2 separate regions of the Mus musculus genome follow, and region 2 is linked to region 1. The links are chromatin loops, found by intact Hi-C in ENCODE. Cell type or tissue: left cerebral cortex. All regions are shown on one strand. Links, peaks and the distances in the headings refer to the core of each region. The heading gives the core; the rest is flanking DNA. Region 1 overlaps Ncoa3 (nuclear receptor coactivator 3). Region 2 overlaps Zmynd8 (zinc finger, MYND-type containing 8).

Region 1 (8,000 bases), core at 1-8,000:
CCCTTACTTACACACTTACACACACACACACACACACACACTTACACACACACACACACACACACACACACACACACACACACACTTTAGGACTGGTGAAATGACTCAGTGCCACTCGATGCCTCTGCCACAAATGCTGACAGTTGACTCCCAGAGGTGGTCCTCTGAGCTCCATGTCTGTAATGTGCATGCAATCTGCACAGACACACACAAAATAAAGTGTAATAAAACTTTACAAATCTGTTGTTCTCCCATAATTTGTGAATAGCAAGAGATGATTTAGGTAATAATAGGTCAGCCAGGAAAAGCACCTCTGCAGATCTCCATCTCTGAGTGCACTCCCCAGTTAGACACTAAAGGTGGTCACTCACCACTGATCCTCAACAGGTCTACTTGGCAACAGATGGCATGTTCCAAAGGAAATGTCGGGTGCACTGTGCACCTCTGCCTTCTCCCAGGCCCCCAAACCAAGAACACAGTGAGCAGCCTGTCCTGCAATTCTGCTCTGCCACCTATGCTCTCCCACTGCAGCCTTCCCTTGCTTGGGTAAGGGTCGAGTGTACACTGAAGTTCCTTCTCAGGTTTTCCTCTTCTCTCACAGTGTTTCCTGTCTGGGTACGCTCAGACACAGAGGATAACTAGCTATCAAATTATGCGTTCTACCCGAAACATTTCTGAACTCACTTGGCTTATGCAAATGAATCTGGGTGTCCCCAGCACTCAAACTTAGTCTGCAGAGTAGAAATCACGAATTTACAATTCTCCCACTTCCCCACTAGATAGAAAAGCCGCTTTCCTCCAATCTCCCCAGGACTCCTTCCTCCCGCCTCCTCACTACTCCTCACTATCCTTCTAGTCTACGAGGCCCACTCCCAGGACCCTTCCCATGATTCCTGTGGACCCTTGCAGTGACGGGTATTTATGCTTCTACTATCTTATCATTCCAACCTGCTCACACCAGATACAACATCTTTGATAAAGCAGTTATATGTTACGTTGAACACGCAAACTATATGTGTGGGACAGTGAAGGGCAGCCTGTTTTGGTTGAGCTTGCTCAGGTGACCCAGTAGAGGGAGGGAACAGTGAGCCACGTTCCCAGAGACAGGTGCCTGACACCACAGAGCCCCCAGCTCCATAATTCTGTGACAATCAGTCACGCAAACAAAGCCCCAAGCTCCTGGCATTCTAGCTAGACTCCACCCTCACAGTTACCTGACATTAGCCAGGAGTGCTTCTCCCCACAGCTACCCTGCAACTACAAGATCAAGGGGCTGCTTGGTCCCTCCTCTCTCTTAAGCTCTCACCTTTCTTACTCACCCGCATCCGCAACGGAACTCTGGTGGGATGCAGGTTCTCTCCCACTCCCTATATTCCCCCACACCCACGGCCCTACAACATGCATTCATCTCCCTTCTCTTGGGCAGACTACTAAAATGAATGTAAAGAATTCAGAAGGTTCTGAGACCCAACCTAACCCACAGTATAAGCAGAATTTAGCCAGATATCCGAGACTTCCATGCAGCCGCTGCTGGCCACTCACAGTAGACCATGTCACCAGTCCCCGGGCTATTTATTCAGCATGTTCTACACTTCCTGTCTGGATCACAGACATCATCCTACCTACTGTGCTGACAATTCCCGTAACACTTTCACCTTACTTTCTCTGTTGTGGCATGTGCACATGTGGAGGTCAGAGGACAGCTTTGTGAAGCTACTTCTCGAATTCCACTTTCATGGAGACCTTGACGCGTCGTGGTGCCAGTTTGGGCCAGCCCACAGAACAGTACTTGCTAGACTATCTGATCACTGTGTCGCTTGTCACCTATGGCTGTCTTTATAGATGTCTTAGATACCATTTAATGCTTCCCAGTTAACAACCTCGCTTCTGAGATTTCACCAGCATTTTACTGTTATAATAAATTACTGTGGGTATTAAACACAATTTTGAAATTTTTGATGGTGTGTGTGTGTGTGTGTGTGTGTGTGTGTGTGTGTGTGTGTGTGTTTGGGCGTGGGGAGTCTGTTTTATTTTTCAAGACAGGATTTTTCTATGTAGCCCCGGATGTCCTAGAACCTTGTAGACCCGGATAGCCTGGAACTCAAGGGAGCAGCCTCCTCATTGCTGAAGCTGAAGCTGTGCCCCACCATGCCCGGCAACACTCTTAAGCTGGAAATAAAGCTAAAGCCAAGCCATGACAAAGAAGGAAGGAGCAGCAAACGCTCACAGTGGGCATTGCCCAGCATCTGAGTGTCACGCTACAAATGGCCAGCCTGGTAACATCAACACTGCAAAGACTCGGCATGAGCTCTGCACCTTCATGAAACCAGACAGCTCAGCCTGAACCGCCATGCCAGCTGAGCCTGAACTCGCTCACATAGCAAGAAAATCAAAACCCCATTAGAAAACTCTAGAGCACAGATGCGTGGCCAGCAAACAAGCTTGCAAGAAAGTATAGTGAGAGCCAGTCTATCATATTAGTAAATATCTTTTTAAATAAACACGCTCTGTTATTTGTGTGGTCATATGCCTAAGCCACACAATGGAGCTGAGAGAGAAAAAACTGAAACTACTCATCTAGAAAAACAACAAATGCCATTTTCCTTTCTGTGACAAGGTCCTGATGTGATAGACCAGCTATCCAGTTACAAGGTCATTATAAGTTCATTTCTGTTTTCTGTAAAACTTTGGTTTAACCATGTCTTGACCCATTTTCTGGAATTTGACATGTTCCACACCCTATCCCCTAACCTTCACCCTAATAAGATGCTCTGCCAAATAATTTTGAGTGTTCTGCCAAGTTCCTACAGAATGAAAACCCCTTGAGAGCCCCCTAGACTTGAAGTTTTGAGGCTCTCTCATAAACCCTACCTTCTCCTACGTCCAATGCTGTTTTCTCAAGCCCTGCTTTAGAGAAATAACACTGTCTGGAAGAAAATAGAGCTTGCTTCATTTGACCAAAGATTCTGAGTAATGGCTCTTACTCTCACTTGGTCTACAGAGTTCCAAGACAGCCAGGAGGCTACACAGAGAAGAAATCCTGTCTTTCCTGAAAAACAAAATAAACTTGTAAAAGTGTATTTTCATGAGATGAGTATACAAAGAGGCAAGAGATGACAATGACCTAATTTGCCACTGTAAACATGTTTACCCATGGCCTGCCTCACCAGCACACTGGGCACACCTAACAGGTTGGCTACAGACTGAAGAAAAAGTTATAAAAGTAAGCAGCATTTGGTGGGGCTAAGAGAAGGCCACCTCTTATTTATTTCATGTATGAGTGCAATTATAGCTGTCTTCAGACACACCAGAAGAGGGCATCAGATCCCATTACAGATGATTGTGAGCCACCATGTGGTTGCTGGGAATTGAATTCAGGACCTCTGGAAGAGCAGTCAGTGCTCTTAGCCACTGAGTCATCTCTCCAGCCCAAGAGAGGGCTCTTGACAAGGACCCTGTTCCAGGTCCCAGAACACACATTTTAGCTCAGAACCATCTTTAAATCCAGCCCCAAGTGAGCTAATACCCTTTTCTAACATCTGCAGGTACCAAGCACACACATACGCACATAAGCAAAACACATACATAATAAAGTCAAATTAATAAATCTAATTTTTTTTAAAGTTAGGTAATTATTATTAGGGCCAGAGATGTGGGTGCTAGGGTCTGTTCCTAGAACTATATGGTAGCTCTCAGCCATCTGTAATTTCAGTCCCAAAGAATCCAAAACTCTCTTCTGGCCTATGTGGGCACAAAAATGTACATAGTGCACAGATGTACCAGATGTACATACAAACAAATATCCATTATCATAAAGTTAAACTAAAAAATTTAAGTAAGCAGCATTCTTAAAACTAGTGTTTTCATTAGATGTTTTCTTTGGCTGTAGTAAAACAAGGGACAAATACTCACACTTTCTCACAAGTGACACAAAGGTACACAGTCTAAATTTAAGCTGTGTTTGTCTCCATGAATATGAAGACATACTCACTGCCACGCTCTTCAGCTCTCACAGACTGCAACTCACCTGATTCACGAGCTCAGGAATTCCCAAGGCCCTGTCGATCTCCTCCAGACCTGTGGCATCTGTGTTGCTCAGGAGTGTGTGCAGCTGGTCCAGCAGAGCTCTCTCGTCACTCTGGCCCTCTGCGTTAGAAGGTGGCCCAAGCAGATCATCCAGAGAGTTTCTAAGAAGAGGCCTAGAGAGAGACGTGAGTCAGCTCCAATGCAGCTTGGTTAGAGTTGGTGAGGTCCTATGTTCTACACCAAGGACCACAAAAAAACCAAACCAGTGCTCTTCTGATGAAGAGCTTGTTAGGCTTTTAAGTTTTCTGAGAGTCTAGCCTCAAACTCACACCCACCAGTCTCTCCTATTTAGTGGTAAATGCTGATGGTAATACAATGCCCACAATGACACTGAAGTATGCACTATGAGATGTATGTGTTTCAGCTGACCTCTAGCCTCTGCATAAACACAGAATTTTTAAAAAGAAGACATGGCTGGGATATTTCTCAGAGGTAGTTTATTAAACAAATTAAAGCTAAAATGTAGAATAAACTCCCAGTCTTTTTCTTTCATTAAAAAAAAAAGTAAAAGATAGTACAATAGTTCACTCCCATCTGTACTACTGAAATGTTGTAGATGATTTTAAAAGATAATGGAGAGATGGCTCAGCAGTTGTGAGTAGAGCAAGCACAAGAAGGCCCAAGATGCACTCCAGTCGGGGACCTGGCGCCCTCTTCTGGCCTCCTTGGACACTGCACAAATGTGATGCACAGTCATACATGAAGTCAAACACTCAACCCCCGCCCCGCCCCCCCCCAAAAAAAAAACTGAGGCACAGTATCTGAATAGCCCCCCATGGCAGGTCTGGGTAAAGTGGCACTGTAATCGGCTCCATGAGAACATGTCTTTCCCAACTGCTACTAATGCATGGGAGATTACTGCTAAGAAGCCTTTTGGAAGTCTTGAAGGCTGAACTGTAGTTCTGCCTCCTCCCACCCTCCAGATGCCTCTGCTTCCTGCACCAGCAGATGGCAAAGTCAACAGTCTCTCCATACTCTCCCAGGGTTGCTCCTGCCCACACTCTTAAATCCAGTGCAAGCATTCCCACATCCCAAAATAAAACCCTACCTATTTTGAGACCCGTGAGGACCTTGTTCCATAGAGAGCATGCCCTCTGGCCAGGAACCTGGTTGGTTAGACGGCACTGCTGGGCTATAGGGATTGACTCCCATTCCCATGGGAATCTCACCAGTTCCTGGGGGAGCAAATCAAAATTTTCAGCCAGGTGGTGGCACACACCTTTAATTCCAACACTCACAAGGCAGAGGCAGGTGGATCTCTGAGTTCTCAAGGTCAGCCTGGTCTACAGAGTGAATTTCAGGTCAGCCAGTGCTACACAGAGAAACCCTGTGTTCAACCCTGCCCCTATGCCGAAAAAGGGGATTTCCATTTTTTATTGAAAGGGACAGCTTACTCATTTGAAGCATCTGCTGCTGTTGCTGCTGCTGCTGTTGCTGCTGCTGTTGCTGCTGTTGTTGTTGCTGTTGCTGCTGTTGCTGCTGCTGTTGCTGCAACGATGGTCTTGCACCTGGCAGTCGATTAGAACGAAGTGGCAAGGTAGGCACAGAGCCCCCCATGGCAGGTCTGGGTAAAGTGGCACTGTAATCGGCTCCAGTTCTTCCCAGGGGACTTGATGCCAGAGGCTCCATTCTGCTGGCCCTTGAGTTAGCTAAGCCCCAGTCTCCGGGGGAGGAAGTCGGATTCACAGGAACATTTCTGTTTGGGCCTAAAATTAGGGAGGGCTCATCAGGTCTGACCCAGCACATCACACAAAAGCCCTTCGTGCACTGGGAGAACCATTATTTACTACAGTAGCCAGGACTGTCACCCTGAGAGTAGGGCTGTCACCTACAAAGACAGTATCTAGAAGCCTCTACTCTCACGTATTTGTTACAGGTTAGAAAGGTGTTCTGAACCAACGGGATATTTAAAAGACACCATGGTTCAATGGAAGGAGCACTATATTAAAAATATAGTAATAATAACTTAAAATATTAAGGCTGTTACTTGAGTTCCATGTTTAAGGAAATGACCACACTTAGACATGACCTACCCATGTTGGCACCGTAATTCTCCTGACTATCCATCATTCTTGGATTCCCAGCCAGTATGGGCTGTTTTGGTAACCCAGGGAAAGCACTGACATTCTTCACTGGCGGACCTGAGCCAACAGACACAGGGCTATCCAGAGACACCGCTCGGTTATATGGAGGACGAACAGACTGCACAGGCTGTGGACTTCGCAAACCTGTTGAAAACACAGAAGCTTGCCACATTAGTATAATCAAGGGCAACTATCAAACACTAAGCCCCCTACAAAAAGCCTTTCTCATAAAAACAAACACTACCATTTTCTTCTACAAAATAAATATTTATGTCAAAAAGAAAAGAAAAAACCCAAATTCCAAATAAAGTACAAACAAAAGTCTGTATGTTGGCCAAAGTGCTAGCTAGCATTCAGCTGTAGCCGAATACGGTCATGTCCAATGCCTATCTCAGAATGCCACGGCAAGGCTGAGCACTGAGGCTCAGTAGGCCATGTTGAAGGAGCATGAGACTCTGAATGCAGATGCCCAACAACACAAAGGAAGGAGGGAGATGGAGACAGAAAATGGACAGATGCTTTTAATTCCTAGAGATGCTTCCACGTACGCACTTATGAAGTAGATTCTCTACTTACAATTTTACAATAAAAACAAAAAGTTAAGCTGCCTTCCAATCAAATAAGTGCACAGTTTCTTCCCAACCTCTTTGACTAATCTGACCAGTCAGTTTAGGAAACAGTAAAACTGAAGGTAATGAGACCCTGTTGCAAAAAAATGGAGGGAGGGAGGGGGGGAGGGAGGGAAGGAAGGAAGGAAGGAAGGAATTAAGTAAGTGTGGAGGCCATGCCTTTAGTCCAGCACTCAGAAGGCAGAGGCAAATGAATCTTGGTGATTTCAAGGCCAGGGTTACCCTTTCTCAAAGAAAGAGAGGGGAGGAGAGGAGTCTGATGCAAAAGATAGAAAGAAACAAAGAAGGGGGAGAGAAGGGTTCCTGCAAAGACCAAAACAATGAGAAGAGGCACCTCTCAGGGTTAAATACAAGGACCTTCTTTAAGGACCAAAAATGACATATTTAATCCAGTTTGGGTCATTTAACCCAATTCTCCATGTTTAAGAAGAAGTCTACCCCAAGGCCCAGGTATGTGTTCTCTAAGAATCATAATTACTGAGCCGGGGCTGGTGAGATGGCTCAGTGGGTAAGAGCACCCGACTGCTCTTCCGAAGGTCCAGAGTTCAAATCCCAGCAACCACATGGTGGCTCACAACCATCTGTAACGAGATCTAGCGCCCTCTTCTGCAGTGACTGAAGACAGCTACAGTGTACTTAGATATAATAAATAAATAAATCTTGAAAATAAAGAACGTCTTGTTTCCAAAAGTATTATACTTAATTTAAAAAAAAAAAAAAAAATAAATAATTACTGAGCCGGGCATGGTGATCCCAGCACTTGGAGGCAGAGGCCAGCCTGGCCTCCAGCTGCTTCCTGGTCGTGGTGGAAGCGAACATGCGACTGTACCGAGTGAGGAGCACCTGCATTGGGACGTCTGTCTCTGAGCAACCTCGGCTCCTCACAAAGCCCCACCCAACCTCACCTTTCAAAAAAGAAAAACTCTGGTTTTCCTTACCCAGAGAACTCGGTCCTGCAAACATCTGCTGTTTGGCCCCTGGGTGACCGCCATTTGTAGGATTGTTGTAGAAGTCAGAACTGGTCAAATCTCCAAGAATGGCATCTAGATTATCCAGGTCTCCCGATACCTGAAAATGAACCTTTTAAATTATTCTGTATGTAACACCAGATGCAGCTATCAAGGCATCAGCCAAAAAAAAAAAAAAAAAAGAACGACTGGTAGTGCGCACATTGAATCCCAGCAAACTAAGTTCCGGGACA
Region 2 (15,933 bases), core at 4,350-12,349, 250 kb after region 1:
TTATTGGTTTACTGATCTGTAAAGCCAGCTTTCTAACCCTGACATACTTTTCTAGCTTCTCCAGCCTCCACCAAGACGGGGCAAGCCGGGAGCTTGTCTGGCAGCCCAAAGCCTTTCTCTCCGCAAGCGCCGACACCCATCATGACAAAACCCGACAAGACTTCCACCTCCACCACCGGGAGCATCCTGAACCTGAACTTGGGTCAGTGGCGTTTCAAGAAGTGTGTGTATGTGAGTGTGTGTGTCTGGCAGCAATGACCCTTTGTCCTTGAACTTCTCCTTTCTCTCTGCAGAAAATGTAAAGGCGTTGGTGGGTAGAGGGAGGCAAGGGGAAATCGGGGAACAGGGTGAGGAGGGGCTTCCTTGGGCAGAGCCTTGGCTTGCAAAGGTGTTTTACCACAGTATCCTGGGCCAGTCTTTACAAGTAATTCTTGGAAGCTAGTCCCACCCTGTGCAGATCCATGTGACTGAAGCAAGTTTTACAAGTCTTACTGTTTTGGGCTGGGTGTTCTGATACAGTTTCAATTCTCTTATGAATATGGGTGTGCTGCCTGTATGAGTGTCTGTGTGCCACATGCCTGTCTCTTGCCTGTGGAGGCCAGAAGGCATGAGGTTCTGCAGAACCGGAGTTGCAGATGGCTCTAAGTCACCATGGCAGTGCTGGGACTCAGTCCTGAGCCTCCAAAGTTACAGCCAGTGCGGTTTAACTGAGGAGGCATCTCTGTAACCATTTCTCATTTTATAAAATGTGAATTCTTTCATCTGGATTGAGCTTGCCTTGTAGCTCAGGATCACATGATCCTGTCTTTACCTTCCAAGTGTAGTTATTGGCATGTGCCACCAGGCCTGGCTCCACTTGGTATGGGGTGTGTGTGTGTATGTGTTTGAGACAAGGTCTATGCATATAGTTCTAGTTTGCAGTTAAATTTCTATGCAGCCTAGAGTGGCCTGCATAGCAGGGAGCAAGGGGCAGAAGGTTAGAATTTCTGGGATCTGTACAGGTTGGCTGCTATAGGCCTGTAGTTTCCATATTTCTGAGTAATTGAATGCTGCCACCTAGTGGCTACAGACTGGAGGTGCAGCTTAGTGTCTGGTGCTGATGATGACCTCAGCGCAGAGATCCACCCAGCCCCAGTGGATCCCCTGAGGTTGAGAGCTAGCCTTAGAATGTTCGGAAGGAGCAGGGGCCCTGGGCCACTGGAGCAGGTAGGGATCAGTGGAGGGAAGAGCAGGGGCAGGAGGCCACAGAGAAAGCCACTGCCAAGGGGTTGTGATATTCCAGACACCTTGGGGGGAGGGAGGCCACCTGTATATGGTATTGAGTTCACAGCACCATCCAGGCCACACCACTTGTTCCCAGGGCAACAGGACTAGCGGCCACCAGGTGTAGTCCAGTTTCCTACCTTGCCTTATGGCTGCAGCTGGACAGCCAGGGTCCTTGCTAGGACTCCATCCAGAGCCACCAGCTGGTTCCTCGATTGATTCAGAAGGGACCCGATTGCTGCCTTGGGACATTTGTTCTAGAAATGTGGTTTCTTTTCTCAGGGCCTCCTCCCACCTTCACACTCTGAACAGAAGCTCTGTGGAACAGAGGCGTTCTCGTGGTGACACTTCCTTTCTGCCAATCACGCCTGGCAGGAATAGCTTATTCCGTAAACCACGGAGCCCACTGGGCATCCTTGTGGTATCCTGGGTCTTTGAAGCTTGAGGTACAGCAGTGGTGGCTCAAAGGTGGCTCTGGGGAATCCATGATTTTTGTCCTGTGACCCCTCCAACCCCCATAATTCCTTCTAGAGTACATGTCTCATTTCATTCAGTCAGGTTGAAAGCGTCAGACACGTGGGTGGGTTCCTAGGGTGGGGTTTCAGCCTCATAGGTAGGGGCTCCACTGGGGACCCTGGAGAATGCTGTGCGTGGTGGTGGTGGGGGGGGGAAGGTTGGAGGGAGGAGGGGAGTGTGCGTGATTCTGTATCCACTCATGTGCGGTGAGAGAGTCCTGGAGACTGATGGTGAGAAACCACTGTCCAGCTAAGCAGGGCCAAACTGGAGACATGGGGCAAATCACTTCCCCATAAAGTAGGGGCTCACTATGTAGCCTTGGCCGGCCTTGAACTTGGCAATCTGCCTGCCCTTGTCTCTTGAGTGCTTGGATTAAAGGCCCCTCCCTCCCTCTATCTTTCTCTCTCACACACATTTTGCATGAATCTGTAGGGGTCAAAGGGCAGCGTGGGGAGCTGTTCTTTCCTCCCAGGTCCCAGGGCCAGACCCAGGCTGGTAGGTTTGTCAGTGTGATGCCTTTCATGGCCAATCCCCTTTGATGGGCCTTTTCTGATTTTGTTTTTTGTTTTTTTGGGTTTTTTTTTTTTGAGACTGGTTGTCATATAGCTATACCGACCTCAAGTCAAGGCAGGCCTTGAACTTTTGGCCCTCCTGCTTATCTCACCCATGGACAGGGGAAGCCGAGGAAGTTGGCACTCTGGACAATGCCAGTGTGTCCTTGTCCTCCGGCAATGGTCCTGCCAGCCTCGGGAAGAGCATCACTGTAGGTCAGAGAGAGCCTCCATCTCCATCCCTGTCTCCCAGGTGACATTGCCACCTGCCCTCCCTCTCCTCTGTGTCTGAGGTCTGAGTCTCATCCCTGGCAGTGTTTGTTCTCTAGGATGTGGCTGCCCCTGGCTGGAGCGAGCAGACAGTGGGGTTTTACACCACTGCACCGGTGGGACAGCACTCCCCACCACTAGGACTAAGACGGCCTTAGCCCCATGTCCCCATGTCCCCTGCCGTCAGCACTGATGCTGAGCACCTCAGGAACACCTGTAATCATATTCCCGTCCTGTCTCTTTCTGCCCACCCCAACCTTGGCTATGCCCCTGGTTTCCTTTTCCTAGAATGGGTTGCCGTTTGATGCCAACCTAGGAATCTTTCCCCCGCTGTGTTTTCGGCACTCCTGTTTATCCCGGTGCCATTTGAGGGTAATCTGGAGCCTTCATCCCTATGGGCATGACGTAGTTGTCCATTCCGACATAGCTACAGTGTAGGCATTTCTGCCCACATAGGAGGCAAATCCATAGAAGGGGAAGGGAGGGCAGGAGGCCTCACGGGCTTCGTGCGCATTTAGAGATGCTGCCAAGTTGCCCCCGTGATGTCGCTGTTCAGCTCTGTTCTCCCTCACAGAAATGGAGGAGCCTTTATCTAGCATGGCTATTTGTTCTCTCTGGCTTCCATTTATAGCAGGAGCTGAAGCATTCAAAATGCTGGTAGCCTAGGGGAGCTGGAGCCCACCCCAGCCTAGAAGGACAGTGTGAGAAGAGCTGATGCTCTCTCCTGCAGGAGGAGAGGCATGCCCCAGCCAGCACTCCAGGATGGGTCATTACGTCTCCAAAAGCCTTGGCCTTAGTCTTGATCCCAGCCCTCATGCCTTGGTCGCTTTCTTCTTACAGGATAAAATAGCTTACTGGCCAAGGGATGCCTTGCTTTGTAAAATGGGTACTTTGGATTCTCCTATTAAGAGTTTAGCCTTTGAGACATAGGCACACACAGTAGGCAGAGGCAGAGGCTCCCTGTTTGCTGTGTAGGTCAAGCTGTCCTTGAACTCCTGGCAATCACCCGCCCACCTTAAGGGAATGCTAAGGAGAGTGTGTGCTCTTACACACCTGTCCACAGCCCCATCGGCAGGCCAGGTCCAGCTGTCTTCCTGTGATGTGGGCTTATAGTGGTTAAGGCAAACTGTCCCCTGGTCCTGATTTCCCAACCCGGGTCCTCCAGACCGGCTGAGGTATGGGCTTCAGGTGCTTGGGGACAAAGGTGGACGAAGGAGAATAGCTTCCATCTCTTTCTCTGGAAGACTTAATGCTCTCTCCTCATCTCTGAAAGCCCCCGGAAGCATGCTTGAGTGTGCTCACGGAACACATGGAGTGGAGGCCATCAAGATGGGTGTTAGGTCCAGAAAGCAAGAGCAGACCTGCAGGTGGGACTTGCTTCCCTCTGGATCACAGACATACTATTCCAGCGGATCCTAGATGCACACAAGAACACATATGTGTGCATGTGTTCACGTGTCGTGTCTCCACTTGCTGTGAACATTTGCTACATACATTTGTGTGTCCGTGGTCTCGTGTTGGGGGCGGATTCTCTCCCAGTGGGGGCCATCATTGTGGTAACGAATGGGTCACAGCTCTTTGGGGCTTTCTGTCTGACTGTGTATGTGTGGGCTGGCAGGGGCTGCCAGGAGCTGAATGATGTTGGGGGATGCTGTGTCACGGGAAGGGGCCTGGCTGGGATCAAAATCAGGAACAGCTCCTCCTGTCCGGCTCTCAGATTGCTGAGTGGCCTCTCTGACAGCAGTGGAGGGAGGCCCAGGGTTTGTGGTAACAGAAAGGCAGCTCAGATCCAGAGGGAATGGGCTTGGAAGGGGTGTTTCTGTCACTGATAGAATCTGGGGTCAGCTGGGGTGGTTTGGAGGTGATGTTGCGGAGAACAGATCAACCAAAGGGCTTTCAAAGCCCCAGCAAAGCTCCCTTCTGCACCACCGCCTCCTCTCCTCTTTGGGCACTGAGCTACATACAATTCAGGGAACTCACTAGTCTTTGGAAATCTGGTCTAGCTGGTCTGGCAGCCAGCATCTTGCCAGAGGTAGCCAGGGAACCGGAGACCTGAGTGTCAGGCTGACCTGGCTCGCCTGAGAAGACTTTTCAGCCCAGGTCAGTACCACAGGAGTTGTCCCCTGCCTCTCTCCCAACCTGCCTTGGGTGCTGACGCCCAAGCTAGAAAGGACAGGTTCCCTAATTCCTATCTTTGTTGTTAAGTCCTTAGCCAGGACAGACAGGGAAATGGAAGTTAAGCTCTGGAGACTGCAGGGACATGCTCAGGGTGTCTGTCCTCTTGGGGGTACCATGTCTCATGCCAGAAGGAAGCTGTCTTTAGACCCCAGCCAGGCAGGTGTTTCCCTCCTGTTAATTGAGGTTGGATAGATTATTGGCAGCTCTCTCAATGCAGCTGAGCCCGCGAATGTTACCAGCAGCTGGGATAAGCATTTTCTATACTCAATCCTTTCGGGGCCGGGGCCGGGGGGGGGGGGGGGGGGGGGGAGTTAGCCTGCCCGCCACGTGTTTCCTGTTGCTCTCCGCCACGCCACAGCGGGCATGCTGTTTTCTCTGGGCAGCTGGATGCTGCTGTGGCTGAATATAAAAACGTAATTAGCACCCTGCTCACCTGAGTGGTGGGTGGTGGAGTGTGAGAACCTGGTCTGATTGAGGCTATACTGGTGTCTTCCAGATCGAAGCAAGGCCGAGATGGACCTGAAGGAGCTGAGCGAGTCGGTCCAGCAGCAGTCAGCCCCCGTCCCTCTCATCTCTCCCAAGCGGCAGATTCGAAGCCGGTTCCAGCTCAACCTGGACAAGACCATAGAGAGTTGCAAAGCACAGCTAGGTGCGTCCCGGCTGCTGGCACTGGGGGGTGCTAGTCTCTGGAGATGCACCTGGAGAGAAGGCGTGGCTCGCTGGGACCTCACCAGCTGCCGGGACCTCCATCTCTGTGGATAGTTAGAATGTGCTGCAGCCAGAGTTATTTCACATTTGCTGTTTCGGGTTTTTCCTAGCCCGAGAACATCAGGCGTGGGAGTGCTACGACCTCCAAACTCAGGGGTCGTAGCATTGCTCTTGAGTGGGTTTTATAAAGACCAACCCTACAGGTGTGCCCACCCACCCACACCCCACACATACTTCACCTTCTGGAAGTCTCTTTAATTTTCTGTTGGCTGTCATCCTGTATTCCTTTCTTGCCCCAAAGCATGAGGGGTCCTTGGGTGGTGGGCCCTGCCCTCTAAGGGATCTTTACAAATAGGGAGCCGACCTCACAGGGCTTCGCCTCCTCCATGGCAGCTGCTCTAATGCATATAGCTAATGTTCTGGAATACTGGGTTGGGGAGTTAATTAACTCAGGGGGTCTGAACAGTAAGGGATCCAGGAGTGAGGGTCATCCTGAGAGGTCTCTGGTGTTGGTCGGTACCCTGGATCCTTAAGTGAGAAGGGAGTTATAATTAGGGGTTTTCTGGGGATGGGTGTGTGTGTGTGTGAGACCAGTGGGGTCTCATTGGATTCTAAGATAGATTTCTAGGGTCAAAGCTCAGGCTCTGACAGCCATAGCCAGCTGTCTCCCACAGGCCAATTAAAGAAATGGGCACTAGTGACAAGCAGAGGAGGAAAGTGTGTTCAGTGGAATTTAGAGAGGGTGGAGGTTGCATAGCTAAGCCATCCTGATCAAGATGTGGTCCTGTCCTGTCTGTCAGTGGCCCACCATTGCTTCAGGTCTGTCTCTCTTGCACGACATGCCTTCCCCACAGACAAGGTCCCCAGGTTGGTACCAGGCATCAGCCTTCATGATATTCTTAGAGGAATGGGGACCTTTGTTTCAATCCTGAGATGATACAAGGGTGTCCTTGATAGGGCCCCTGTCCCACCAGGACATTGAGAGGCAGGGATTGCAGGGCTATTCTGGGGTCTCTCTTGGGTCTTTCCATTGCTCATTAAAATTTTCTTTCTTTGTTTGCCCCCTCCTGGACCCACCACGTTCTGCCGAGCCCTGTGTCTGTGTTATTCAGGGTGTCATAGAATAACCCTAGCTCCATCTTTACAGATTAAAACTATGAAGCTTGCTGAGCCGGCCACTTGCCCAATGTCCCCTAGATAACAGTTCTTGCCTCTGTCCTCATGCTCACCTTCCAGTAGGACGAAGCTCTGACTGGGCCATCATTAAAGACCTCATGTTTGTGGGGCCCTGGGGGAGGCAGATGCAGTTCCCTAGCAACCGTGCTGACAACTGCTTGTGCCTTGGCTCTGCCTGGCTCTTGTCCTCCAGGAGTTTCCCTCTGATCATGGCTGAGACTTGGCCATTTGGTTCTTTACCATTCTTTTGGGGGAATGGCTTATATGTGTGCGTGACATCTGCTATCCTATGCCTGCATCCTTTAAGGGACGTATACAGATGTGGCTTCATCTTGTCCCCTTCGTGAGAAGGACAGTGCATTCCCATGAGCACTTGAGCAGCACGGGGGATTCAGCTTTGTACCAGGTTACTTAGAGACCTGCCTCCACTAAAGGGGGTCTGGCAGTTCCCCCCATTACCCAACCGCTGTTTGCTACTTAGAGACTAGCACCCCAGTTTGGCCATCTCCTCTGTTCTTTGAATAGACGCCCCTGCCTTGATTCCTAGGTTGAAGTTCTTCACTTGTGAATTCAGTAGAGAATTCTCAGCTTTTTTTTTTTTTAAAGGGGGGGGGGGGCACTGGCAAGATGGCTCAGTGGTTAAGAGCACTGACTGCTCTTCCAAAGGTCCTGAGTTCAAATCCCAGCAACCACAATGGTGGCTCACAACCACCCAAAATGAGATCTGACACCCTCTTCTGGTGCATCTGAAGACAGCTACAGTGTACTAATGAATAATAATAATAAATAAATCTTTAAAATAAATTAGTTTTAAAAAAAGGGCAAAAAGACAATGTGTTCAGGTAAAGCTGCCAGCATTGCCCAGGAAGGATGAAGATGCAGATGCAATTAGGGCTGAGCCGCACCCCCCACCCCCAAACGTGTGCACTCCCCAAGGCTCTGGCCTTCTGGACTTGCCTCTTTACACTTGGGGAAGCCCCAGCCTTCTTGTTTGGGTCCCATCTGGTTTCTGCCTAGATACTTGGCTTCTCCGGGCCTCTGTTTTAACCGCCCCATCTCCCAACCCCCATCCATCATCAGCCTCAGAGTTAGCTCTGTGTAAAACCCGACAGTCTGCAGGTCTTCTGCCTTCTTTGGACCCTAAAGTCCTCTGCCTTGCTGTTCCCACCGGAGACGGTGTGCGTGGCTGAGCTGTGCTGATGTTTTTTCCTCTTTGACCTCAGGCATAAATGAGATCTCAGAGGATGTTTATACAGCCGTGGAGCACAGCGATTCCGAGGACTCCGAAAAGTCGGAGAGCAGCGACAGCGAGTACGTCAGCGATGAGGAACAGAAGCCCAAGAATGAGCCCGAGGACCCCGAGGACAAAGAGGGGAGTCGGGTGGACAAAGAGGCCCCTGCCATCAAAAGGAAGCCCAAACCCACAAACCAGGTAGAGGTCAAAGAGGAAGCGAAGAGCAACTCTCCTGTCAGCGAGAAGCCGGACCCCACACCCGCCAAGGACAAGGCCAGCCCAGAGCCTGAGAAGGACTTTGTAGAGAAAGCAAAGCCATCACCTCATCCCACAAAGGACAAACTGAAAGGAAAGGATGAAACGGATTCTCCCACAGTGCACTTGGGCTTGGATTCGGACTCGGAGAGCGAACTTGTCATAGACTTAGGAGAGGATCCTTCTGGGAGGGAGGGTCGAAAAAACAAGAAAGATCCCAAGGTGCCGTCGCCTAAGCAAGACGGTAAGTCACACAGAAGTCACACGGGCTCTGACTGTTGTTTGATGTTGGCACGAGTCAGGCCCTGCACCCTACCACCAACCCACTATGACAGGGAATGTCTCAGGGTCCCAGATTGGTACAGACGGCCATGATCTGCATATGACCCTACCTTATCCTCAACACAGTGAACCAGAAAAATATATCCCACGGGACTTGAACCTGTTTCCTGTGAGTTCACTTTAGCCTTAAGTCTGCTTGCTTAAGGTTTCACATGGTTCCGTTTGGCCTCGAATTACAAATCCTTGAGCTCAGATTCCCCCTGCCTCTACCTCCAGTGTGATAGGATTAGAGGTATTTACCATCATACCAGATTTAAAAGTGCTGGTGATTGAACCCATGGCCTCACAACCAGGCAAGCACCATCCCTTAGGAATTGCCCTACCGCTGAAAACGTAAGAGACCTCATTGAGTACCTACCGGACATGACTGTCTGTCTGTCTGTCCTATGTGCGTTGAGGTATCTGAGCCCTGGGATTCCCTGGATTTCTTTGCTCCTTACAGTGGAGGTGGTGTAGGTGCAACTCTGGCCTCTAGCCACTAGATGGTGAGAGCATCCGTCCACCAAACATGTCTCCTCCTAGTGGGCAGAACCTACCAGGCTGAGGACCACAGCCTGAATTGCTGGAGGCTTGGTGCCTATTAGGAGGAGGTGACTATGTGCAGCAGTGAGCATTCTGGAAACTAGGCTGAAAGGGCTGGGTGAAGAGTGTCCTTCCCCTAACAGAGTCATAGCAAGATTTTGGCTGGGAAAATGGGTGGCTGGAGGATGCCAGTAACATCCAACAACATCCAAGATCCTGAGTGGTCCATTGAGGGTGGAGGGGCGGCATCACTTAGGTGCGGCGTGTGTTTGGTGATGGATAGCCAGGTTTTTTTGTTTTGTTTTGTTTGAGTGTCTTGTTTCTGATAGGAGCTAATCTCTCATCGTAACCAGGAATAAGGTGGGAATTGGCGCCTGCATTGCTGTAGGGAGACTTACAGCAAGCCCTTGCTGGGCTTTGAGAACCTTTCTCCCTGTGAGATGCCTAAGCGGGTGGTCAAGAATCTCAGTTCTTACCCTGTGGCAGAGAAAAAGGAACGGGATCCCTGTGGTGCTGTGGTGGTGGGGGGGGTAAGGGCGCCTGAGCTTCCACCAAGGCCTGTTGAAGGCCTCGGAAATCTGCCTAGGGTAGAGAGCCTGCTTGTTAGGCCTGACCTTTCCTCCATGCAGGACTGTGGGACTCCCCTTCTCCCATGACACTCAGAACCTCCTATTCTTTCCGAAACAAGCTTTTTTTTTTTTTAAATGGTTTGTGTGTATGTGTGTCTATGTGTGTGTGTAGGTCAAAGGACTACTCACGAGTCAGGTCTCTCCACCACATGCATCCTGAGAATTAAACTTAGGGCAGCTTCCTCAGTGACAAGATTCTCTGCCACCGAGGGACCTTGCCAGCCTTGAAACGAACCTTTCGATTGATTTGCCTTCTGCCCTGGCTTAGGGGAAATTTTTTATATTACAGATAGGTACTAGCATAGGTAGGTGTGGTAACCCAAACTTCTAACCCCAGCATTTGGAGGTAGAGGAGTAGAGAATTCAAGGCCAGCTTCGGCTACATCAGACCCTGTCTCAAACAAAACAGACCAAGCAAAGCGTGCCCTCCCAACTTCGGGGGATCGTGAGCAGGAGCTTTCACTTTGGTCGTGAGCTTCCTATCAGTGAGAGCAGAAAGATCCACGGAAATTGGAGGTTATGATTTTAAGAAGTGTTAGCATTCTGGCAGAGCTGTTTCTGGATGTGATGTCTGAAGGAAACAGCCAGGATCTCCCGCAAACCCCGAGTTGGTGGTAGGTTGAGTGAAAGATGATTCTAGAACTAAACACAATCAGAGAGCAATTTCCCAAGGTCTGAGGCAAAACTTACTTCTGTAAACCGGTGTCCCTGTGAAGCTCCTTGGTGGTGGGTGGATGGTCTTTCTCCGAGGTGGCTAGGCGATGCTCCTAGCTTCTCTACAGCCATGCTCCCTCTGGTCCATCCTGAAGTGAAGAGGGTTGTGGAGTGCAGCTACCCAGCTCAGGAGCAGATGTAGACAAAGCCTTATGACTGCCCTTCACTGTGGGTGTTCCCATGGAGGGGGGGGCTGTTTGTTAGGTTTTACAAATGCAAAGTTCTGCAGGCCAGTTTAGCAATTTACTGGGGCTGGTAGGTAATCTGCATTTCTTTAGAGTGATTGGTTACACCCTCAGAGTTTTCTAAGACAATTGAACTGCCCAGAGCTTTCTACTCACCCCGCCCCAAACCCCAGAATTCTCCCCATTGAAGAAATCAGCGAAGAAATTTCTGGAATTCACCCTACTGAAGAAATTTCCATATTCTTGTGGTTAACAAGCCCTACCTGGCACAACTGGAGAGCTTGTTTCTGATACTGTTGTCTATTGGAAAAAGATCTACAGCCGGGCAGTGGTGGCGCACGCCTTTAATCCCAGCACTTGGGAGGCAGAGGCAGGCGGATTTCTGAGTTCGAGGCCAGCCTGGTCTACAGAGTAAGTTCCAGGACAGCCAGGGCTACACAGAGAAACCCTGTCTCAAAAAAACAAAAACAACAAAAAAATCACCAACAAGTAGGCATACCTCACAAAGCTAGTAAGGAGAGTAGAGCGGAACCGACCTTTTTTTCGAGACAGGGTTTCTCTGTGTAGCCCTGGCTGTCCTGGAACTCACTTTGTAGACCAGGCTGGCCTCAAACTCAGAAATCCTCCTGCCTCTGCCTCCCAAGTGCTGGGATTAAAGGCATGCACCACCACTGCCCGGCGGGAACTGACCTTCTTGAGGCCCTGATGACATTTGTGTCACCGGCAGCAGCACAAGCCACCCTGCAGCTGCTTCCTGTTAGAACCCTGCTAGGCACATCTGCCTAGCATGGACAAGTTCAGAGTTGCTTCTATACCCAGGGCAGCCAGGGTCTGATGTATGTCAGTCAGGCCAGCCAAGGGACTAGCCAGCCCCGCTTCCCTGTAGCTCTCTCACTCTGGAGCTCTAGTCTTCAGAGGAGCGAGGTGCTCACTAAGCTGTAGACCTTCGCCTCAGAGGAGATGGCAACTCTTCTCTTCATTCTCCTTGGCTTCTTGTAACCCGAAGCTTGCTCAAGATCTGGAATTTCCAGGTGTTTCTCTGGGTGATCTGGATCTAAGAGGATACCAAGGAATGTGGCCATTGGTGGCAAAGCCACCCCCCCCCCACCATGTTTGGTGTGTGTTTTCTAAGTACCCTGAATGGGGTATAGTACAAGCTGGCACCTCTGCAGCTGCTACCATCTTCCCTTTTTCATTTTATTTTTTAAAGATTTATTTAATCTAAGTACACTAATGCACCAGAAGAGGGCATCAGATCTCATGATCTGATCATGATGATGGTTGTGAGCCACCACGTGTTTGCTGGGATTTGAACTCGGGACCTTCGGAAGAACAGTCAGTGTGCTCTTAAGTACTGAGCCATCTCTCCAGGCTCCCCCCACACCCCCAATCTCCTCTTTATAAGTAAGTTCAGTATACTGTGCAGCTTCTCCACTGACTTCCCGTCCCGCCCACAGCCCTCCAAACTTAAGCCCAGGTCATTGCAGTCGAATAGTGCCCCTGAGCTACATCCCCAGCCCCCAACTTAACGCTTTTAAGAAAACTTTAAAAAGCCAGGTATGGTGGCGCATGCCTTTAATCCCAGCACATGGGAGGCAGAGGCAGGCGGATCTCTGAGTTCAAGGCCAGCCTGGTCTACAGAGCAAGTTCCAGGACAGCCAGGGCTACACAGAGAAAGCCTGTCTAGGGAAAAAGGGGGCTTAGACTTGACCATTGTAGGATAGGAAATTCAGCATTGTTTGCTATCCATGAAGGGCTGCGCAGACACATCCAGAATGCAGGCTAGGCTGGGCCGAAGGTGTTAACAGAAGGTTCTCTGGCCTGGGGCTGAATTCCTTTGTTAAATGTCTAGGTCGCCCCTCCCAGTGGCTTTGTCAAAGGGGAAAGTAGATTTGGTGTGCACACCTTTTGACAGCCAGTTGCTTTTGCCAAGAGCTCCTCCTGGGGAAGAAGGGCTGCAGTTAGGCAGTCTCCATTACCCACAGCCTGGGCCACTAGTTAATTACTGCTCAGCATGGGGGCTGGGTCTTGCTCTCTTCTTCCCCCAGAAGGCTTGTGACTTCTCCATCTGGGATATTAGTTTGTGCTCAGTAAGGCATAATTCATAGCTGTTGCAGAGACCATGCTTGTCCTTGGGGCTCCAGGGGCCCTCTAAATTCCTTCAGGCAGTCTGCCTCTGCTGGGTTTGACCTAGAACTTGGCCTGCCATGTGAAGTCCCAGCTCAGGAAGCCAATCCAGTTTCTGCTTGTTTCCACCCTGCCTGGCTGTAGCTATAGGTAAACCGCCACCGTCGTCCACTTCGGCGGGCAACCAGTCTCCCCCAGAGACACCGGTACTCACCCGCTCAGCCACCCAAGCACCCGCGGCTGGGGTCACCGTGGCCGCCGCCACCACCAGCACGATGTCTACCGTCACAGTCACGGCACCGGCCACCGCCGTCACGGGAAGCCCGGTGAAGAAGCAGAGGCCGCTCTTACCGAAGGAGACTGTCCCAGCTGTGCAGCGGGTCGTGTGGAACGCATCAAGTAAGTTTCAAACGTCCTCCCAAAAGTGGCACATGCAGAAGATACAGCGCCAGCAGCAGCAGCAGCAACAACAACAGCAGAGCCAACAGCAGAGCCAGCAGCAGCAGCCTCAGTCTTCCCAGGGGACGAGATATCAGACCAGACAGGCTGTGAAAGGTACCGCGCCCCCTTCTGTTCTCTGTGGCGCCCACCCCCTTTTTGCCACACTAACAGGAGAAAGGCCACCCTTGTTGAATTTTTCCCCTACATCCCTATGTGTCATGGTCACCGCAGGCCTTATCATCCCATATGGAATTATTTTTTTAAAAACTGGCTTGCTAGCACTATTTGCCTGATTTTTTTTTTTAAAGATTTTTTTTTATTCTGTTTTATAAGTGATACGTGTTTCCTCTTTACAGAGGGGACAGGATATGTGTGTAGAATTCAGAATGCTCAATGTGGGCCCATTCGCTGTCCCTGTCATTGTCCACCCTTCTGTGACAATCATTTGTTGTCCTTATGCCTCTCCCAGTGCATGCCTATACGTTTGTTTTTATACCATATAATATTATACCATAAAATATTGTCTTTTTTCTTTCTTTCTTTCTTTTTTTTTAAAGCAAAAATGGTACCATTCTTGATTTTTTTTTTCCCCCTTCCCTCCCACCCATCAGCATGTTTTAGAGGTCTGTCTGTGTCTTATCCTTTTGGACTGCTGCATAGTATTCCCTAGTTCATTTAAGGTGTTCACCTGCTGGTGGGCATTGAGGATGCTTTTAGTTTTTCCCATTGTAAGATATGCTGCAATGACTATGTCTTGTGAGCATCTGGGAATCTCCAGGCGTTTTGTGGGAAAGTCTTTAGAGTGTGAGGAATCGGTAGGGGGGACAGTTTCCTTCCAAACCCCTGCCAAGGTGAGCCGGCCTCTGAGAACTCAGTGCTGGAGGCCAGTCTCTGTCCTGCAGCTGATGGCTCCGCTCAATTGTCTGAACCCAGCTTCAGGAGCACTAATGTGGGTCTGGTTTCTTGGGGCAAAGGAGCTTCCTTCACACTCGCTCTGTCCTTCCCCCATGCTCCCAGAGCTCATCCCAGTGAGGTAACAGGTCAGTCACAGGGACACTTTCAGGGACTCAAGGCCAGGTGGCTGGAGAAGGCCTGAAAAGCTGGACAGGTCTAGAGTGAGCTCTCAAGTACTGCAGTGGACATGGGATTAGGGCAACCCCTTGTTGGATTCTGTTTCTATCTAAGGCTGTCTCCTGCAGATAGGGTAGGTGGCTGCAATGCCAGGACCTGGTGGCAGTAGGGTCCTCAGCTTCCAGATAGTCCTGTGTCAGGTTGTAAGGCTTATTGCAACTGGGAAGGGCCAGTTTTAATCAGTAAAGCAGCGGAGACAGACTTGACGCAGTGGTTACTCCCTCAACACGCCTTATATATAGCCTGCTGGGTCAGACTTTGATCAGCAGAGGCTCCTGTAACCACCAGTGATTAAAATGGCCAAGTAGTGGCTTTACTCTCTTCATACCACATTGCCTTTTTAGCCGCTGTGGCAAGGACTGACTTCAATGAGCGTGGTACTGTTTTGCCACCAATTAAAACGAAAGGCGTTGATTTTAATGAGCGCTGTGCTGACGGATCGGTAAAGTTATTGGGTCACGGGTATAGTTGCGTAGAATGCTCACCCAGCATGCACAGAGCTCCGGGTTAAGTTCCCAACACTGCAAACACCAAAGATGTCAAGGGCTGAGATTTTAATGAGTGACAGACTCTTACTCCCTTCAGGCAGGAAGTGATTTTAATTAGTAGGACACTGGGTCTGTCATACCTGAGGAAGGGGTCCAGGGTGACTGGTGCAGGGGTGGCTGGCACTTTCAAAGGTAGAAAGGGCTCAGGCCTTGTAATGAAAGCCAGAGGGTCTGTTTGTGAAGCTGTCCGGGTTTGCCAATGAATGGCCAAAGTTCTTACCTTCTCATAGAGATGGAAAGACAGAGGTTTCACGTCTTCAGATGTTGGCTGCATCCAGCTGTTAAGTCCTTCTGGTAGCCTGGTGCTTCAAGGCTCGATTAAGTCCCCTAAACTGAACAGCCTTGAGTTAGCTCCTGAAGATGATTGCTTAGGTCTTTGTAGTGCAAGGTTGGCGCCTAGTGGAGAAGAGAGCTCAGAGGAGCCAGGCTCGAGCTTGGGCAAGGTGAGACACTGGCATTCGTAGTTCAAACGCTGGCTAGGGGAAGCTATAAGAAGACTTCCCTCCCTCGCCCCGGCTGTTTGCTGGGATGTGCTTTTCTGTATGGGTGGAGTGACCCGACCCTTTGCTTTCTTAGCTGTCCAGCAGAAGGAGGTCACCCAGAGCCCATCCACGTCCACCATCACGCTGGTGACCAGCACACAGCCGGCAGCCCTGGTCAGCAGTTCGGGCTCAGCAAGCACCCTGGCGTCTGCAATCAATGCCGACCTTCCCATTGCCACCGCCTCGGCCGACGTGGCCGCAGACATTGCCAAGTACACCAGCAAAGTAAGTGGGTTGGTGCTGCGGCTGGGGTGGGGTTGTTGGGGCCCTGGCTTGGTAGTTTGTAAAAAAGGCTAAGTTGCAGGCTTTAACAAAGGGTCTCCAAGGACAATTTACATTTGAGTCTTGAGTTAGATAGTTTCATCTATCATGGCTAAACCAGGGTTTGGGATACTGCTACACAAGTGCTGTAACCCTGCATTGTGTCTCCAGCGCCATTCTGTTTTATTTTGAGGCAGGGTCTGCCTCTGGAGTCTAGGCTGGCCTTGAAGAGCTCCTAAGTATCTGAGATTGCAGGTGTGTGGCTACCATCCCCCACCTGGCTTGGCTGTCTTGGAACTTGGCTCTGTAGACTAGAGCTGGCTTTGAACTCACAGAGATC

What was found. Peaks named below come from ENCODE experiments on the same cell type or tissue, not always from the same donor. Only the 100,000 strongest peaks of a DNase experiment are listed, where the experiment ranks them.
Region 2: a loop joins it to region 1, with 3 times the contacts of the local background. A loop is called at or near these places in 3 of 42 quality-filtered maps.

The regions. Positions count from the first base shown.
Region 1 is chr2:166,056,956-166,064,955 of GRCm38, reverse strand. Ncoa3 (nuclear receptor coactivator 3) reads right to left here. Exons shown (of 23, transcript NM_008679.3): 13 at 7,738-7,867; 14 at 6,120-6,314; 15 at 5,481-5,792; 16 at 5,135-5,261; 17 at 4,028-4,199. Among named protein-coding and RNA genes, the nearest start is that of Gm52534, 59 kb to the left of the region's middle. In left cerebral cortex, for the core only: CTCF peaks have their summits at 3,359 (motif pointing right) and 4,738 (motif pointing left); DNase peaks (open chromatin) are centred at 4,763 and 5,031; H3K27ac peaks cover 1,281 bases.
Region 2 is chr2:165,804,811-165,820,743 of GRCm38, reverse strand. Zmynd8 (zinc finger, MYND-type containing 8) reads left to right here. Exons shown (of 23, transcript NM_001363020.1): 12 at 56-202; 13 at 5,275-5,427; 14 at 7,886-8,395; 15 at 12,815-13,225; 16 at 15,367-15,557. Among named protein-coding and RNA genes, the nearest start is that of Gm11465, 69 kb to the left of the region's middle. In left cerebral cortex, for the core only: CTCF peaks have their summits at 5,427, 9,004 and 11,786 (motif pointing right); a DNase peak (open chromatin) is centred at 8,998; H3K27ac peaks cover 425 bases.